2 separate regions of the Homo sapiens genome follow, and region 2 is linked to region 1. Evidence: read pairs that join two places in POLR2A ChIA-PET (ENCODE). Cell type or tissue: MCF 10A. All regions are shown on one strand. Each heading gives the region's core, and the rest is flanking DNA. Links, peaks and the distances in the headings are about the cores only. Region 1 has its middle 500 kb from the start of DIAPH2. Region 2 has its middle 790 kb from the start of DIAPH2.

Region 1 (5,396 bases), core at 238-5,237:
ATAACCATGAAAATTATTTATCTAAAATTAAAAGGAAGAAATTATCAGCACTTTTACTGACAACTTAGAGCTACCAACAGTTCTAGAAATAGCCGATTCTATTCAAGCTAAATAAGAAGTGGCTACAGTGCTCTCCATCTCCACTATTGAACAACATCTTTCCAGTGAGGAGAGACAACTACCAATCCATTTTTGTTATGATTCAGACAGAAAATATGAAACATACCTAGACTAGAGAAAATGTGGCTCATATGGATCTGCTATTACTAGACAGAATCATCCAGTTTGAATAAAAGCCTAACTAAAATTCTGGAGATTTAAATTATCCGCTTGATTTTATGTGATAGGAAAGATCTACCATCTAAATGGAAACAATTTTATTACTTTATTTCTGACACTTCCTGTTTTGTTCACACCAATTAATATCTATATGTAAATATCTATTTTAATTGTGCAGTGAACATTACAATTTCACTTTTGCTGACCAGCCCACAAACTTAACCATTATCTCTTTCAAATATAATTTTCACAGAACTTAGTCATCTGTATTCATAATAATAATGATCATGAAAATATATAGTCATCTATATTCATAATAATAATGATCATGTAATATATTCATTATAATAATGATCATGTTAATTGAGCACTTACTACTACTACTAATAATAAACATTTATATAACACTTATGTGCTTGGAATAGTTAAAAGTATTTTACATGTAATTAATTTAATCCTTCTAATGACCCTCTGAGATAAACGATATTATTAGCTCTATTTTTAAAAATACTTGCCCAAATTAATATACCTAGTAAGTGGTAGATCTGAAATTTGAAACCAAGCAGCCTGGTTCTAGAGTTCATTCTTTTAACCACACAAAAATGTCCTCAATTGGTATGTTTATACACTATGCTAAGCACTCTACACACTTCTCTATTCAGTTGTTTATATGGATTAAGATTATTTTGGCTGCAAGTAGTAAAGAATATTATTTAAATTCACTTAACCAATAAGGACACAAGTGAATTCATATAACAGTTCAGAAATAAGACAAGTTTAGAGTAGTTGATTCAGACTTTTACTGACTTGAATGAATTGATGTGTGTCTGATAGAGGCAGGAAGCAGACAAATGCCTATCTAGGGAAGGGTCCCCAGTGAAATCTCACCTTCAAGCCTAAAACAGCCTGAAGGCTGAAAGACCGGACTGCTGGTACGGATGAAACACAAGACCCAGAAAGTGAACTTCTGCCCCTGTTTGCCCTCCCTTTCCTGATTGATTCTTTCTGAATAATGCTTTTAACCAATTGAATGTTGCCCTTTCTGATAGTACCTATAGCTTGCCTGGGCATGCCCGTGTGCCCACTGCAGGAATGGGGTTCAGCCAGCAAGAATTCATGCCTTATGCAGGGGAGGGGCCTGGCCTCTTCAGCTCATGTGGAGTGGCCCTGGTATTCAATTTTTGAGGGGAAAAGCTGCTTACAGGACCCCTCTCCTTGCTGAGAGCTTTCCTTTTGCTTAGTGAATTCCATCCTCCTAACCCTTCAATGTGTCCGTGTGCCTAATTCTCCCTGGCTGTGAGACAAGAACCCAGATTAGCTCAGCTAAAGAGCAAAAAATTCCTGCATATGTCCCCGCAAAATTCCTATGTTGAAAACCTAACCCCCAAAGTGATGGGATTAGGAGGTGGAGCCTTTAAGATGTGATTAGGTCATGAGGGTGGAGATCTCATGAATGGAGATTAGTGCTCTTATGAAAGAGACCCCAGAGAGCTAGCTCGCCCTTTCCACCATGTGAAGACACAGGAGAAGATGCCGTCTATGAACCAGAAAGCAGACCCTCACCAGATACCAAATCACCTGGCATCTTGATCTTGGAGCATCCCAGCCTCTAAAACTCTGAAAAACAAATTTCTATTGTTTATAAACTGTCCAGTTTATGATATTTTTCTGGAGCAACCCAAATAGACTCAGACACTGACATCGACTAGAAACCAGATCTTTCCATTGTTCTATTATTGCCCAATATGTCAGCATCAACCTATAGCTAGTTCTTTTGGGTTATATGAAGGCTTCTAATGGCAACTTAGATTTCATGCTTCTACATTCATGTCTGTGTCACTTTGGATCCTCTGAAAAGCAGAAAGCAAGATCTAATTTTACATGCCAGAGATGCATTTGGAGGAATGTCTGTGAAGGAAAAAGCCGAAACAGGAAGACACAGCAGGAAGATCCTTCCCCATGATGCAAGTCTGACACCTATTTCTGTCTTGGTCTGTTGTATGCTGTTATAACAAAATATTGCAGACTAGGTAATTTATAAAGAACAGAAATTTATTTTTTGAAGACTGGGAAGTCAGAGATCAAGGCACCAACAGGATTGGCTGCCTGGTGAGGGCCGCATCTTCCAGAAGGAAGGAATGCAGTGTCCCCATGTGGCAGAAGGCAGAAGCACAAGCCTGTCTTTCTGTGGTACATATTAAGCTCCACCCATTTCTGTCATGATAGGAGCTATGCACAAACCACTACAATTATATAGGATACTATAATGCCTAAGACAGTGCCTCATAATAAATCTGGCAATTTTCAAATGAATATCACTGAGGTGTTCTTTTCATGAAAATCAACTTGACCACACAGTTTGTTGGGTTTGTAATCTTTACTAGTGCTTACATGAGGTATTCTAGATCAAAGACAAATTTCTAATTAATCACCTTTCTTTAAATAATAAGCACATTCCTCCTTGTGGTTATCCCCAACCTCATCCTTGAGGTAATACAATGAGAGCTATGCCAAATTCCCTGCTCAAGTAATGGGCATTTCATGAATGAATGTTGTAGAACAATGAATTTTCTCCCATTATGTACAGAAGAAAGATGCCAATGGCAGGGGAAAAAACTTTTGCTTCTTTGAGATGGAATGGAAATGATCCTAGATTATCATCCTAACCTTTTGAAATGTAAGTATGTCTCTCTAAGAGTTAGATTAACTCAGATGTCTCCAGCTTCTAAGCTCTAAAGATGTCTCCAAGGTCTGGTAAGTGCCTAGGGAGATAAAGCTCCAGGCTTCCTGGCACCTTGGATCTTAACCTATGGACTTAGTTTGAGTGGTAACTATTTGTCCCTCTTGGGTCACAGCAATTAACTAGAAAAGTGGTGACAGATTGAATTTTCATTGTATGTAAATAGTAAAATGTTCCTAGCGGAAATGAAAGCAAATATCCCCTATATTTAGATTGTATACATGTCTTTATCCTAGAAGGCTAGAGATTTTTGCAGGAAAAATCTACAGAAGTTTTATTTCCCCACAAGTCGTTCATTTAAAATACAAATTAACCCGCCTACCCATTCTGTTCCTAAAGGGCATGACTCTCCGGAATGCATTATTGTACAGTAGTTCTATTTGTGTTAATAGCAAAATGAGGTGACTTACAAAATTTGCATCAATAATTCAAGGAATAATTTGTAGTGTTTCTCTTTCTACAGACAGAAATGAGGTGATATACACACAAACATATAAATGTACAAGCCACATCAGTTTCATTAATTTAGTCCCTTGTTATTCACTGGAGAAGGAGTGCTTAAATCCTATAGGCCACTGCTATTACTGGAGCCATTACAACAACTGTCTTGTTCATTTTCAGTGCCTGGAAAGATAGACTTTTATTCCAATGATTTTTTGTCAGAGAGAGTGATGGGTTAGCAAAATAAGAGTCATGTTGCTTGAATTAACTACATAAGTGGCCAGGGACTTCGGAGTACCTTCAAGCCTTTTATAATAATAACACACTTTCATCCTAGTTGCTCGTGAATGAATGCACTCCATTATTTCATTTAACTCACTACATATCAATAAAGTACAGTAATCAAAACAATAGTTACCACAGCATGCAGCTCTTTGTGGACAGCAGATGGCACTATAAGAAACCCAAAAGTAGCATGCCCAAGAACTAGGAATGCTCCCTCTCAGACTATTTCCCCAAGCTCCTCAAAATGTTTAAGAGGTGATGTTGATCTAGTCTTTTCACATTCACTTCAACAGACTACGATTCTATTTCCATACCTTTGTTTCACCTGGACACAGGGAATCTGCATCCACCTTCCTCATTCATTTTTATTCCTTTGATTCCGATTGTCCATAAAATCTTTTCAATTGAATTATTTTCTATGACTGAAAATTAGACTCATCAGAATGTTTCCAGAACATCCCCAAATTCCTCATCACTGTCAGCATTATTACTGATACTGCCTAGTGGTCTGGGAATCATTTTTGAAACCCCTATATTACCTCTATGAATTTCCTAGACCTACCACTGGTTTTACATTTTCACAGACAAGGCTCTAATCTAAACCCTAATCCATCCACCCTAAGGCAAATGCAATATCCTCCTTTATTCTAGTTTCTCCTCATCAGCCTGCTCTACCCATATTTCTCTAGTCCTTTTGTTAGTGTCTTGAATTTTCTCTTATATCCTCCAAATATAAGACAGTATTGCCCAAATAGCAGGAAGTATATATTATCATTAAATAGACATCTTTCATTCTTCTTCCTTTCAGAGGTCCTGATGCTGGACAAACATAGAAGTATTTGTACAACTCAAGAAAAATTTCACAGCTGAATGTGTTCCTGTGATTGCCTTTCTGAGAATCATTCTATTATTTTCCAAAATGTGTGAATTCTCTTGTTCCACGATCCCAGGCAACCAAAGATAACATGAGGAAATCAGCATAATAAGAGTTCTATCCAAACATATCTATCAGTGGAGAAATGGGAAAGGTGTAGAACCCAATGCTTTTACTAATCTGCATCATGTTTCACAGTAACAAAGAAGCAATGAGACTGGCTGTTGAATCACTGCATGGTAGATATGCAAATTTAATTTTAAAACCTCATACTCATTCAAGAGACCTTGTTAATGGAATGTTGAAAATTAGCCTCCCATCGAATACAACATAAAATGACTGCTATGGATTTTACCAAAATTAAAATCAGAGCATTTCACAGCCAAGATTGAAACCTGCCATGTGTGCTTTAATAAGAACAAGGCAAATTAAAATATTAATTCAAGTGGATGCTCATTGTATTCAGGCATCATGAGACTGCTGATGGTTTTGCTTACAACTTAACAATACATTTCTTCATGTGACTTAAAAATAATTGAGACCTTTCCTTGTGTACTGCCCAGTAGCTTTTTCCAAGTTGCTATGAATTCTTAAAGGCTTCTTGTTCCTTAAAGGAAGAATCTATTTCTAAAATTTCAGCATACTATTTTTTTCTAACACTGAAAGTCAGTCTTCACAAAGCACAGAACTATTAAAGACATTTTATAAAGAGGCTAATGAAAAGAGAAGTTTTCTTTATTTCCAAAGGTAATTGGTAGACCATGATCTGTTGTGCTA
Region 2 (5,396 bases), core at 169-5,168, 290 kb before region 1:
AGAGTTTAAAAGGGAGAAGGAAAAAAGCAGAATATGGGGTTATTTATATCAAATCTGTCAACTTACATAATTAGTCACAGGTACTTCAAACCTCTAAATGAAGATAAGATAAACTAAACATACACTTGAAACCTAGAGACAAATAAAATCTCCATTACATGGTATAAATGACAAAAATCAAATACTGTATCATAAATTACATGAAAAATTACAAGATTCCTAGGCATGAAGGCTTTCTGCCTTTTACAAACTAGTTATAGATTCCTTTTTATACCATTTTCATTAATGTCAGAAAATGGGACTATACCTTTAGAAATTTCCATTTTGAAAGCAAGAAAAGGGCTTACTCTGGGCTGTTTTTCACTTGCTGCTTGAATTCTTATGGCAAACCATCTGCTTTTAGACTGAATAGCTAGGTGTTTTCTGTCAGCTAAATTTGAGAGACTAAAGATTACTGTCAGAAACCAATTACTCAACCTGACTGTGGCCTGGTAATAGTCAGGTTGCTGCTGACCTTGAAATAACCACATATTAATACATACTCTTCACCTTACTCTGTTTAACAAAATGCAACATCGAATCATTTTTGAAATTTTAAAATTCTAATTTATTTTTTCACTGTCTCCTTCCCCATCTCCCTTGCTCTCTCCTTCCCTCTTATCCTCACTCTCTCTTTCTCTCTCTTCCCAAGAAAAGTTGTGGCTAGGATTAAGAATGATTTTGAAATAAGTTTTAAACTTGCCAAAATCTCCAACCAGCTTCCATAAATTAATGACTCTTTTAGTAATCAATAACAAGACATGATTTACCACTGAATTCCAACACTTTTGATCAATCTTCGGTTGCCGCTATCTCTACAACTTAGTGTTGCAAAGATTTACGGCAGTGGCAAAACTGCTTTATTGAAATACAACATGAACTTAATTGAGTACAATCCTGTGCAAATTACAAAGGTATGTAATGCTATAATTAATGTAATTAGAGGGAAAAATTGATTGTCATTATAAATACAATCAGAGACACTTACATTATTATATTCACCACACTGATGGGCTTGTTGTTTATCAAACAAGTGCCCATTTTAACAGCAAAATTGGCCAAAAATCACAATAAAGCAAAACAAACAATAAACGGGGTGTTGTTTGAATGATTATGACAAACTCTAGGTAGCAACAAACATATCACTGTCAATCCATTAATTTCAGCCATCTTCCTGATTAATTCTGATCACCACAACTGGATCAATCAAGTAGTGATCATCATTGATCACTGAGGCAATATAAAATGAATGAATTGTTATTTCCATAGACCATTTATTTTGTGCATATTGACAGAATAATACTCCCTCCGATCCTCTGGATACGCAAGGCTAGCAAACAAATGGTTTGCCATTCAAAACACCATTTTACTTTGTCAAAGCCAGACCGATCAGTTGCCACATTAGTATAACCATATTAAAAAATCTCAGACTATTTCTATAAAACAGCAAGCCTGGCTGTGAAAAAAAATGAAAATTTTACTCACAATTCTAGTCTGAATCATGTAGAAAAATCCAAAGCATTTTTCTTAATTCAGGCAAAAGCAGTGGTTGGTTTAGGAGTTGTATGTATCTGGAAGTCAGGAAATATATATACTTGAATGGAGGGTTAGAAAAGATAGCTCATAGATAAATGGACTCTAGCACACATGGTGCAGATGAGACAAACCTGAATGATTTTGAGGCATGGATATTGAAAATGAATAAATCATCAAATAGTCTACTAAATTTTCTCATTAAAATGAAAGTAACTGAAGACCAAAGTAGCTTGAAGTATGCTATGTGTATCTGCACCAACATCAGTTTGAAGAGGCCTCAAAGGAATAAAGAAATACCACAGGATCCTTAGGAGGGTCACAAATTCTACTGGAACTGTGGGTTTGGACTGGAAACTTCAGAGTAAACACAACCACCTAGTTTGTCTGTGTGTGTGTGTGTGTGTGTGTGTGTGTATGTGTGTGTTGGGGGAGGAAGGCGGGATCTATTTCTGCTTCAGGTATGCTCCTAAAGTTGGAAAATACCAGATGTCCTAAAGTACTCCTAGAGATTCAAATTTAACTAGATTCTTGTTGTTTATTTGTTTCCAAAATAAACAGCTTTTCTAGAAAGATGATTTGAAACTTATCAATATACTCAGACATATAACTCTTACGTATGAATTAATTAAAAGATAATAAATTTAGAGCACTCAATATGAGAGCATTTTGATATTTTCAATGCCTTGAAAAGAAAATTCATAATTCATCTTAACATGTTAATACTAGTGGTTTTCAGCCCCTTTCAAATTAGGAGAAACTGCATCACCATTTATTCCGACAAAATTGAAAAGGGTAGACAATGGCATTTAATCTATCCCTAAATCAGAGGATTTCAAACTTTCTTTTTTAACCTCAACATACAGGAAGAAATATGTTTCACATTGTGATCTAGAACACGTGTGTGTGTGTGCGCACATGCAAAACTAAGTTTCATAAATCAATATTTACCCTAAGTATATGTGATGCATACTGATGTTTTCTATTCTATCCTATTTTACTCTTTAAATATGGTAGTTGTGATGTCTAAATTGATTATATAACCCACTAATAGTCTTCAATTGCAGTTTGAAAAGCACTAATCTAGATCATAGTGGTTGTTAAGTTTCCAAAAGCCTTAGCTGCCACTGCCACCCAGTTGCAACATCCATGGTTTCTTATCTCTTCCCCAGGAAGAACTACAACCTTACATAAAAAACAAAACCAAAGAACACACACAGTAACTGATCCTTAGAGATGACAAATGTCCTCAATCACTTCAGCTAAGTTTCAAGTGTTAAACTATGGTAGCTGCTTTGCTTTTGTTGTCCCATCACTGTAATTTCTCAAGATACTTTCCCTCATACCCCAAGTTATTATTGAGGTGCTGCTAAATCTCAGATGACACACCAAATAATTTTTAACAGCAACCTTACTTATTGCATACAGTGGGATTCTTCTATTTCCACCATTTATTTTCTTCCTTGGTTTAATTAAAATGTGAATCACTTAATCTTTTGCTCCTATAAATATAGTCATAGATTCAAGAGGGCTGTTTTGCTTATGAGTTCAGACACAGGCAATGTTAAATACTGGCAGATGGAAAACTTGATGGTAGCCACGGAAACACACTTACAGATGGCTCCCAACTAGCCTACCAAAACTTGGAGAGGAAATTTAGCAATAGCAAAGATTGGAATGGCTCTGTGGTTATCCTTGCTGGCAAGGAGTGCAATGGATTGCAGTGTAACATGATGCAGCCAAGGATATCACATTAGTAGGAATGAGACCAGATTTGGAGCTATGATTCTAAATTGCTGATGTCGACATCCAACTGGCAAGTAGCTAATGGGAAAGTTCATCAAACAAAAGAGAAACTATGTTATTAACATTGCATAGGCAAGCTATCATTATAAGTAAGGCTTTTTCTCTTTATGAAACAGATTTGTTTCCAAAAATGTGGCTGTAAAACTAATTAATGTAAAAGCTTATTAAATCTTTTCTATTGGTTCCCATGATAAAATTTGAGATGAGTCTCCATAAAGAGATATTCCAATAGATTGAATTGAAAAGTTTTGGCGGCTAGCTGAGTTAGTGCCATGCTTATAGACCAAATAATTTGTTACCAGAATAGTATGATTTAGAGGAGCTCAAAAAACTCTGCCTGCTCCAAAGAGCCTATCCCATTGCCTCCCAGTAACTACCATTATAGAGAGGCTTCAATAGCATTAGAAAAGGTCTTTAATCAAGAAAATAAATATAAAATAACTATGAAAAGTTATGTCTCCAAGGAGTGAAAGGTCTTTAATTTGAATGTTTAATTCAACATTTATTTATTAAGCACCTAATATGTTAAGCCCTTTTCTTGTCACTGAAAATAGAGATTTTAAAAGTCCTCTTCTTATAAATATGCAGGATTATCCAATAATAGATAAGAAATGTCTGTATGTAATTGTGGAAAGTAACTGGCTTAAGAAGGAAACACATAACCTCTTTATTATGCTTCCTCAAAGTTTGAAAGCTCATTTAAGAACAATTCAATGCCAGAAAGATGGAGAACTCCAAGCTTGTGGACAAAGGAATGTTGAACTGGTTATCTGTGGGATACAGTTAGAGTGCGCCTATGGGAAATGGGCATCGGAAGGAGAGCTACATGTAATGTTTTATCATTAATGAAAATGAAGAAGCTCTAATGTACATTTATTAGGTTACAGTTTTCTAAACCTTTTTAAATATACTTTTTTTTAGGTGTCAATTCTGGACCTAGATAACATTGGGCCAGTTATTTAACATTTCTGTGCCTAGCTTTCCTAATCTGTTACATGAAGATAATATTATGTATTATCCACCTAATAAGATTATTGTGAGAATGAAATTGATAGAAAATGATTAGATTGTTCTGGCACAATAAGTGTCATGTAAACATTTCTTCTTATCATCACTACCACTGCCACCCACATCATCAAACAAGTAAGAATGTTGTGGCTTTTAGAAGAGTTATGAAATTTGACCAGAGTCATAGTATTAGCAAGAGGTAGAGCTGGGATTTAAATTTCAGTCATTACAAATTGTTCTTTTTAATTCTTTATTCCTATTTATTGAAATATAATGCACTTATAAAAAGTGAAAACATAAAAATGGTACAGACTGACACTTTTTCACAAATTGAATCAAGAAACACAACATTGTCAGTAACCCAAACCCTCCATATGCTCTGTTCAGTCACTTCCTCCCCTAAACTATATTGATTCTAAAATAGAGGTTACTTTCGCTTGTCCTTGAACTCAATTTAAATAAAATGACATAGTATCTATCCTTTAGTGTCTGCCTTCTGAGGTTTATCCATATTGTTGATTATAGTCTAAATAATTTATTCTTATTGCTCTAGAGTACTGCATTATATGGCTATACTACAATCTATTGATCTATTCTACATTCAGTAGGCATTAAGATACTTTCCAGTTTGTCTGTTACAAATAAATCTGCTTTGAATATTCTATTATAAATCTTTTAGCAAACATGGGTATGGATTTGCATTGGTGATATGTCTAAGAGTGGAATGGCTGGGTCATCGCTGTGTATATGTTTATATATGTTCATATATAACGGCAAAAATGCTTCCAACAATTTGTGCTTCCACCAGCAGTATATGTGATTTATAGCCACCCCATATCCTTTCCAACACCTGATAATTTCTATGTTTTTATTTTAGTTATTCTGGTGGGTATGTACTGGATTGCAGTGTGGTTTTAATTTACATTTTATTGGTGTAGGTCTCCTTGACATGTAAGTCTCTGTTTTAGCTGCTGTAGTATACCATCTCAAGGCCTCTTCTCCAAATTCAT

Evidence for each region. Peaks named below come from ENCODE experiments on the same cell type or tissue, not always from the same donor. Only the 100,000 strongest peaks of a DNase experiment are listed, where the experiment ranks them.
Region 2: POLR2A ChIA-PET joins it to region 1 with 6 read pairs; 1 of 35 experiments calls an interaction of 5 or more read pairs at or near these places.

What each region holds. Positions count from the first base shown.
Region 1 is chrX:96,180,138-96,185,533 of GRCh38, forward strand. No RefSeq gene overlaps it. Among named protein-coding and RNA genes, the nearest start is that of DIAPH2, 500 kb to the right of the region's middle. In MCF 10A, for the core only: CTCF peaks have their summits at 2,409 and 3,889 (motif pointing right); a DNase peak (open chromatin) is centred at 2,434.
Region 2 is chrX:95,890,576-95,895,971 of GRCh38, forward strand. No RefSeq gene overlaps it. Among named protein-coding and RNA genes, the nearest start is that of DIAPH2, 790 kb to the right of the region's middle. In MCF 10A, for the core only: no CTCF peak of the experiment used is centred there; a DNase peak (open chromatin) is centred at 3,216.